2 separate regions of the Homo sapiens genome follow, and region 2 is linked to region 1. Evidence: chromatin contacts called from ENCODE Hi-C data. All regions are on one chromosome and are shown on one strand. Each heading gives the region's core, a stretch centred on a gene start or an enhancer-like site at or near the end of the contact. The rest is flanking DNA. Distances are from core to core; before and after follow the strand shown.

Evidence for each region. A loop is a pair of places that touch in the nucleus more often than their neighbours do. Pooled maps may share reads with other maps.
Region 2: a loop to region 1 is called in a map of B cell, with 11 times the contacts of the local background. The contact joins the promoter of MAX here to the promoter of SGPP1 in region 1. A Hi-C loop is called at or near these places in 2 of 168 maps with a recorded cell type or tissue (B cell and sigmoid colon) and 6 of 50 pooled maps.

The regions. Positions count from the first base shown.
Region 1 is chr14:63,725,693-63,730,119 of GRCh38, forward strand. It overlaps SGPP1 (sphingosine-1-phosphate phosphatase 1), which reads right to left and starts at 2,373. Exons shown (of 3, transcript NM_030791.4): 1 at 1,569-2,373. The coding sequence starts at 2,252. RefSeq lists enhancers at 1,519-2,020, 1,665-1,714, 2,675-2,864 and silencers at 1,975-2,074, 2,365-2,464.
Region 2 is chr14:65,100,262-65,104,688 of GRCh38, forward strand. It overlaps MAX (MYC associated factor X), which reads right to left and starts at 2,256. Exons shown (of 5, transcript NM_002382.5): 1 at 2,043-2,256; 2 at 1,285-1,311. The coding sequence starts at 2,078. RefSeq lists enhancers at 1,327-1,827, 2,521-2,670 and a silencer at 1,841-2,190.

The sequences.
Region 1 (4,427 bases), core at 1,123-3,622:
GTTTTCAGACTTCCAGTTAGTATGTGTCCAGAACAAATAAAGAGCAAAAATAGCTATTTTCTCTTACTTTGACTGCTAATACTAATAGCATACAAAATAGCTACTCACTGAGAAGGCATCATAAAAGGCTCTATTGTTACAGAATCCTAAAAGTCTCACGAAAATAAGAGAAACATCATCAGCTAACATCACCAGGCCAAACACAGCTCATTGAAAATCTTAAATTCTGAAATATTTAGATTAAATGAAAACTTCGAGATATTTATCTGTTACGCAAAACAGGTAGCACTGCTTCACAATCTGAACATCACCGTATAGCTCCTTTGGTTAAACAGAAAAAAACTTCCCATGGTACTCTTTCCTCCTAATTCTGCCATTCTTACTATGCACAATGCGTATTTTCCATGTACTGTAAGAGAGATGCACTACACAGAAGTATCCATGGGGACGAAATTTTATCTACACTGAAATTTAATGTGGGATAAGTAAGCTTATCATAATGGAGTTTTACACAGAATGTGTATTTCTCAATGTAAAATGATTTTGTGAAGTAAAGGGGGAAAAAATAGAGGAAGTTTGTTTCCTTAGAATCTCCACAATTACGCACTTTATTCTTAAAATAAGGGACTGGTCTGCAGGATTAACAAATCTTACAGTTCAAAGACAGATAAACATTGGAAGGCCAAAAGAAGTAAGCAAAATAAAAACGATTACCATTAAAAACTCTTCCCTTGGCAGTTTTCAGAGAGGGTTAAAAAAAAAAAAAATTTTCCTGATTGTCAGGCTGACCCTGCTGTCATATTTGCCATTTTTATAAACCCACTAGTTTGATCAAGAGCCCTATCTTTAAGAATAACTTTTAAACCATGCATTTTTAGAGTTAATGAGGCAATAACACTATAGTATTACAGTTGTAGCTCAACAACTGTTAGATACTACAGATTAGTGATCCAGAAGATAATCAAACTTTATCAGCAAAGTAGCAACCACACCCCTTAAAAACAGAACTCACCCTGTGCTCCATTAACTTCCATAAAGGGAACTTCGATGAAAATCGATTACTTCATTGCTTGGAACTAGCATGTTTGTTTTGGAATTACACTAACGTTTTGTAAACACTGTCTCACGGTAAAGCTAATGACTTTACCTCTTTCTGAAACAGTTTTAGGGAAGAAGGCACCATATATTACGGTGAAACTGGGTCTTAGTTTACATAGCGATTATTTAAAAAATTCACTTCCACTGTGCATTACAAGAATTAAAGCCGTTTAAAAAACTCAACCAAAGCCCAATGACAATGTATTACTCTAGGAAAAGTGTGTCCTTTGGGTTCTAAGGCATTAAATTGGAATTTAATATTAAAATAGAATTCAACGGCTAAGTATCCAGTTTCCCCCAATCACTTAATTTTTCAAAACCCAGAAAGGGCCTGTTTGCGAGTATTGTGAAAACCTGTGGAAAGAGAGGCTTTGGAGGGGAACGGTCGAATTAAAATAAATGCAGAGAGCAAAGAGAACTCCGAGTTCTTTGAACTCCCCCAGGCTGAACAGGACGAGAAGGAACCCTACCTGCCAGCGGCCATAGGTGAGGAGGACCATAGAAATGGGGATGGCGGTGCCGGACATGGCATGGGTGGAGGGCATGCTGTACTCAGAGTTGTAGAAGACCTCCAACTTGACCACGGGCGGCGAGGCGGGCCTCGGCCAGCGGATGATGTCCTTGGTGCACTGGCCCAGGTACATGACCAGCACCCAGATGACCACGAGCCTCCGGCCCACCAGAGGGTCCAGGTTCCAGATCCAGAAGGGGAAGAACAGGATGTAGAAGAGTTCGTTGCCCAGCTCCGTGCCGAAGCAGAACAGGCAGTAGAGCGGCCAGTTGCTCACGCGGGCCAGCTGGCCCTCCTCGCCCGTCAGCGAGTTGCGGCGCAGAGCGCCCGCGCGCCGCGGCGAGGCCGGGCCCAGCTCGGCCGCCAGCCCGTTCCGCACGCCGTTGGGGGCGCCGCCGCCGTCCGGCTTGGCCGGGCACTGATTGCGGTCGCTCCCGGGAGGCTGGGGGCCTCCAGGCGCCCCTGGCTGCCGCCCTCGCAGTCGAGGGTCTCCGGCGAGAGGCGCCTCCGCTTTCTCATCCTCCCTCCGGTCTGCTGAGCGGCGCGGCGGCGCTTCCACCCCGCACAGCCGCTGGAAACGGGCCACTTTCTGCGGGTCCTGCAGACGGCCAACCAGCTGGGCCAGGCGCTGCCTCAGCGACATGATAACGGAACCCCCGGGAAGGCGGGCCGGCCTCCGGCGCAGCCCCGAACTGTCCCCGCGCTCCTGGCCAGCGGCAGCGGAACCGGCACAGCGCTCTACCCTCCGGAGTCTGCCGGGTGACGGCGCCACAGGCCGCGCGCCCCCGCCCCGCGCGCGCCGCGCCCCGCCCCGCCCAGCCCCGCCCCCACCCGGGCTCCCTGAGGGGCCGGGCCGCGCGGGTCCGCCCTGAGCGCATCCGGCCGTGGCTTGGCGCTGAGGATCGGCGGGCGGCCGCTTTGAGGTCCCGGGTAATATCCACCAGCAGGCGTCGCGGCGTACGTCTGGTGGGACGCGGCGTGTCCCCCTGCTCCACCTTCAGCCCTTCTTCTCCGCGGGCTAGTGTCGCCGGATTCCCTCAGCCAGAAGTTGACTTAAAGAGGCCACGATCCCGGTGCCAGCTTGCGCAATGCCTGTGACCAAGCAGCCGGGCATCCTGCTGGCACAGAACCAAATGGTGAATGATCAATGAAGGCGAAGCAACTACCATGAGTTCGGAATCATTCGACTCAAGTAATTAACAAGTAATTACAGAGCTGTCCCAGGCGACTGATGTTCGGAAAACCATGTGCCAATTGACCAGTGGTGACAAGACTACATGTAGATCCCAAGACAGGGCCAGGTGATATTAACAGGTGTGGTCTGCAAAAGAAAAGCCAGCCACCTACAAATTCAAAATACTGTGTCATTTATCAAATATTTTGGTATATGTTAAGGGAGCACAGGTGTTCTTAAGTGTAAAATTTCCTTTTCCTAGATTCTAATACCTAGAGGGCTTGCACAGAATAAATGTAGAGAATGAATGCAGTGTATAGATTTTTGAGTTTGGTAACGTTAATTTAGACGCTTAACTTCCGTGTCTCACAAGTTACCAACTTGACTTCTAGCTAGAGCAGTTTATAAGGTCTCTGAACTCCTCAGGTCAGGTGAATGTCTTTTATATATACCTAGAGAGAGAGAGATGAGACAGGGTCTCGCTATATTGCCCAGGCTGGTCTCCAACTCCTGGGCTGAAGTGATTCTCCTGCCTTGGCCTCTCAAAGTGCTGTGTTTACAGGCGTGAGCCACCACACCCGCCATGATCAGGTGAATGTCTGTAATTAAAGAATGTGAACTACTTCCAAGAAACAGGCTTGAAATTGTCCCATGCCCTTAAAACAGTAGAAATACTTTCCTTCAGGCGTGGTAGTTCATGCCTATAATCTCAGCACTTTGGGAGGTCGAGGAGGGAGGATGGCTTGAGTCCAGGAGTTTGACAACAGCCTGGGCAACATAGGGAGATCCCACCTCTACAAAAAATGAACAAAATTAGCCGGGCAGGGCTGGGCACAGTGGCTCACGCCTGTAACCCCAACACTTTGGGAGGCCAAGGCGGGCGGATCACCTGAGGTCGGGAGTTCAAGACCGGCCTGACCCACATGGAGAAACCCCGTCTCCACTAAAAATACAAAATTAGCCGGGCGGGGTGGTGCATGCCTGTAATCCCAGCTACTCGGAGGCTGAGGCAGGAGAATTGCTTGAACCAGGGAGGCAGAGGTTGCGGTGAGCCGAGATCGCGCCATTGCACTCCAGCCTGGGCAACAAGAGTGAAACTCTGTCTCAAAAAAAAAAAAAGAAAATTAACCGGGCATGGTGGCCCACACCTGTAGTCCCAGATAACTGGGGGACTGAGGCGGGAGGATTATTTAAGCCCGGGAGGTCAAGGCTGCGGTGAGCCCTGATTGTGCCATTGCAATTCCAGCCTGGGTAACAGAGTAAGACCCTATCTTAAAAAAAAAAAAAAAAAAAAAATTTCATTTCGCAGGGACAGGTACTCTCCTCCTCCCACTCCACTTGCTAGGCTGTGGCCATAGAAAGAGGAATAAATCATCACCCATGCTCTCAAGTTGTTCACAGTTTAGGGGAGATAAAGAAAGACAGGACTACTTCTAGAGTATAGAGAAGATGGCAAGTGTAAAACAGACATAAACAGCATGCCTCAGAAAGGAGGACAAGTTTGACTAGGAACAGGAAGAAAGGTGTTAGGAGGTGATCCTGTAGAGCTGGATTGTTTTACAGAGCAAAATATGAATAGGTGAAGAAGCCCATTTTAGGAAGAGAAAGTGAAGGAAGATAGGGATATGCAAAAATGTATTTGGT
Region 2 (4,427 bases), core at 1,006-3,505, 1.4 Mb after region 1:
CAACATGGTGAAACCCCGTCTCTACTAAAAATACAAAAATTAGCTGGGTGTGGTGGCACGCGCCTGTAGTCCCAGCTATTCGGGAGGCTGAGGCAAGAGAATCGCTTGAACCCAGGAGGCGGAGGTTGCAGTAAGCCGAGATAGCGCCATTGCACTCCAGCCTGGTGACAGAGTGAGACTCTGTCTCAAAAATAAATAAATAAAATAAAATTAAAAATAGGAAGATCTGGCAATACTGACCCTTCACTCCTACTAACAAACCACTGGAGTTCAGTAGTGCTGACTTTTTAGAAGAGGCACTGCTCTCCAGTACCCAAGCCCTCACCTCTTCCTTCTTTATTCTTTATGGCCCTCATGGGCATTTGAACTTTTTACCCCCATTCTATACATTTCTTACTGCTCCCAACTATCAAATATTAGACACTCTGATATACTTATTTCTCTTCCCCTCGCTGATTCTGATTTATTCTGTGTGTATTCTTTTTTCCCTCAAATCTATTCATGAAACATCCATATTACTGTCTCAGACTCCAAAGACATGGAATTAGTGCTTATCTAAATCCACAGAACCATCTACTGAGAACATTAATATCAAAACCCTAAGAAATTATTGATAACACTCTATGGTCTCATCCATCACCTTTCAGCAAAGCTGTCTCTGCAATGCCACTTTTCTTCAGCTATTTTTTAATTTTCTTTATACCTTTTCTTCAAATACAGAGAATCAGACCATAATAACTTTATGTGACACTTTGATGATGTAACGTTTGGCTCCTCTACATTTCCAATTTTTGCATTAGAATACCATGTTGTGCTAGATTCTACGGGTCTATAGCAGTCACATGACTTGGTTAAAGGCGATTACCGCATGTGGCTTCAGCTTCACACAATTATACAGATATGGTTTAAAACCTACTTGTTCCTAAATAAATCTTCTGACCACTTTGCCCTGAAATAATACTACCAGACCAGAATGCTGCATTTCTCATTTCCACTTACATAGTGGCATCTGGATCCCCTATCTGAAAACTACAGAACAATTCAATTCTTTGCATACAGCTCCTCTTACTCACCTAGAATCACTGAACTTATCACCTGAGAATCTAGAATAATGGGATTTGCAACCCCCCCACCCTCCAGAACCAGGCCCCACCTCACCTTAGTGGTTAACATTAGAGTTTACTACAATATTAAAAGTAATAGTACGATCTCTTTTTCTCTCTGACCCCAAAAAGGAATAGAACTGAACGGAAATAAAAATGAAATGGAGAGTAGGAGACGTACCGCAGATTGAAACCTCGGTTGCTCTTCCTGGAATAAGAGAGAAAAAAAAAAATAGAAAATATAGAAGTTATTTTTACACTTAACATTCAATAATAAGAAAGAAAATGCCGGCGGCAGAGGAAGCGGAGGGTGGGGAGTCAGCCCGACACCCCTTCCTCCCTCCCCACCCCTTGCCCCCACCCTTCCACCCTCGGCGGGATCCGGTAGCAGGGTAGAGGGGTCCCGAGCGCCGCCCCTCCTTCCGGGATCCGACCTGGGCCAGAGGGGTCCCGAGCACTGTCTCCTCCCTGCAGACCCAGCTCGGGCATCTAGGCACCCCCAACCCCTCTCCGCCCTTCCCCGGCCCCCAGGATCCGCGGGTCACGGGAGGAGAGGATCGCAGTCCGAAGGGGCAGGTCCTGAACGCCGTCCCCTTCCCCTGGATCCGGACAATGGGATCCCGGGCGCCCCCCATCCTTGTCCCCCGGATCCTGAGCCGGGGAAGGTGGGAGCGGGAGGCCGCAGCACCCTCCCGCAAGGGAGGAGGTGGGGGTCCCAGAAGCCGCGTGTCTTCCCCCAACCTCCAGTCCCAGGAGGCCGCTCCGGCCAGGAGCCGGAGGGGAGCGAACCGGGAACGCGACGGAGGCACTCCTGGCCCCGAGGGGAAGGGGAAGGAGGCGGCGGCAGCCCGGCCCCCTCCCGCCGTCGCCCCGCTAAGAGCCCCGGCCGCTGTCCCCGCCTGACAACCCGCACGGGAAGGAAGAAGCCCCAGGACTCACGTCGCTCTCCACCTCGATGTCATCGTTATCGCTCATTTCCTACGGCCCAGGGAGCGGCCACTGCAGCGGCGGCGGGGAGGGGAAGGGGTGAAGGGGAGGGGGAAGTCACCGACAACAACAAGCCGAGTCCCCCCCACACACACACTCACTCACTCACTCACTCGCTCTCTCACTCACACACACACACAACACGGGCAAGAACCACCTCCTCACTGCAGCACCGGATCAACGGCGGCACGCACGCCCGGTCGGCCCCCGCCACGTGACCAGGCTCGCAGCGCTGGGGCAGCCGAGACTTGTAGTTCTTGTCCCTCTAACAGACGGCCCGGGTAGCTCCAGAAAAACTACAAATCCCGGAAGAAACCGCATCCAGGCGACGCCAGCCCGGCTTGTTGACGGAGCCCAAGGCGCCTGCGCGTCCCGGGGAGGGGGGGGGGGGCGGGGGGGGGCGGGGAGAGCCGCGGCGCGGCGCCTCCTGGGAGTCGTAGTCCGCAGACCGCGAGTTGTCAGGAGATTTTCCTCCCGAGGCGGCAGAGGAGGCTGCTGGGAAGACAGGACACGTGGAGGGAGCTGGAACTCCTGGAGCCGGGCACCGTCTGCGCGCTGGACGCCGGGCCCAGGGGACTGGGTGGAGTCTCTGGGGGAGTAGCCGGCTGTCTAAATAATGCTGCCTCTCTTTGGTGTGACTGGTTATACTTTGTCTTCTTCATACGGAGTGGTTCCGTTTTGCGCCTAGGGGCGTAACCCGCCCGGGAGGGAATCTGGCTGCGGCGGACCAGGGGGCGCGGCTCGGGATGCCTGCGCGAACCCTCGGGGGCTGGTGGGGAGGTGTCAGTGGCAGGTGTTTCGTGGTGCTACCGGACAGGCAGAATGACCGACCTCGCCGGGCGACCGCTCCCAGCCGCGAGAATCCTGTATTCGTTTATCTGGGAGTGACCATCCTCGCTACTCAGCTACTCACGTGAGGCTCCAGCGTTCACACAACGCGAACCCTCAACCACTATGGACGTGGAAGTAAAAGCCCCTTCAGAGTTTGTTGTAGCCCAGACAGTTTAGGCAATATCCCAGCTCAGAGTACCATAATTAAGATTGCAAAAAGGATCAATATGGGAAACTTTTGCAGTTCCCTGTCCAGTTAAAATCATATTTATATACTGTGGCATGAAGTGTAATCACATGCATTCCACCGATATTTATTGAACACCTAACTTGCCACAAGGGGATGCCATAACGGATAAGACCAAAACCATCCCTGCCTTCATGCAGCTCACAGCTGTGCAAGCAAGCGTGCCGGTCCTGCCGCCATTGTAAGAGTGTGCAACAAGTCCCATGGGAAGGAAGAAAACCATAACAGACACTTTCCACCCTGAGACAAAGTACCCATACTACTCCTTTACATCTGGTCTCCAAAGTGAATGACATCTTGAGCTTTTCCCATGAGTTACTGATTCCCGGATGAATACCATATTATCCCTGACTTTTGAATGTGGAAATTTGGGGATATGTCACACACAATTCTTGTGACACACATTCCTCAACGTGAGCATGTCATCTATGCTGAAAAGACAAATGTAAATGTGGTAATTTTTCCTTTACATTTTTTCCTTTAATATCTATTGTATTTCTTTCTCTCTCTCTTTTTTTTTTTTTTTTTTTTTGAGACGGAGTCTTACTTTGTCGCCCAGGCTAGAGTGCAGTGGCGCAATCTTGGCTCACTGCAACCTCCCTCTCCCGGATTCAAGCGATTCTCCTGCCTCAGCCTCCCGAGTAGCTGGGGCAGGCGCCCGCCACCGCGCCCAGCTAATCTTTGTATTTTTAGTAGAGACAGGGTTTCACCAACTTGGCCAGGCTGGTCTCGAAACTCCTGACCTCGTGATACACCCGCCTCGGCCTCCCAAAGTGCTCACGTGCTCACGCCTATAGCGTGAGCCACCGCTCGCGGTCTAATATCTGTTGTATTTCTTATTCAGTGATCCAGTCCTACTAAGTCTGCACATCTTTGCAAGTGAACTTACCTTTTCTACATGCTTTTGTCTCATAGTGTTCCTTTCCTGCTGAGTTGGGGAGACAGATATAAGCAGACCATTATGTGATAAGAGCTGATGGGCTATTGGGGAGACAGACGGCCACTTTTGAGTGAGTTAATTAACTGGATACTAGAAGTTAAAGCTAATTGATGATTACAACAGACAGTTCTTGGGTGCCTGCTATGAACAGAGCACTCTAGGGCAACCCCGGCTACAAGTTAAAATCATCCTAGGAGCTTAAAAAAGTTCCCATCCCCAGGCCACACCCCAAACCAATTAAGCCAGAACCTCTGAAGGGGAGATCCAGACTGAAGGATTTTTTTTTCCAGACTGAAGGATTTTTTAAAGCTCTTCCAGT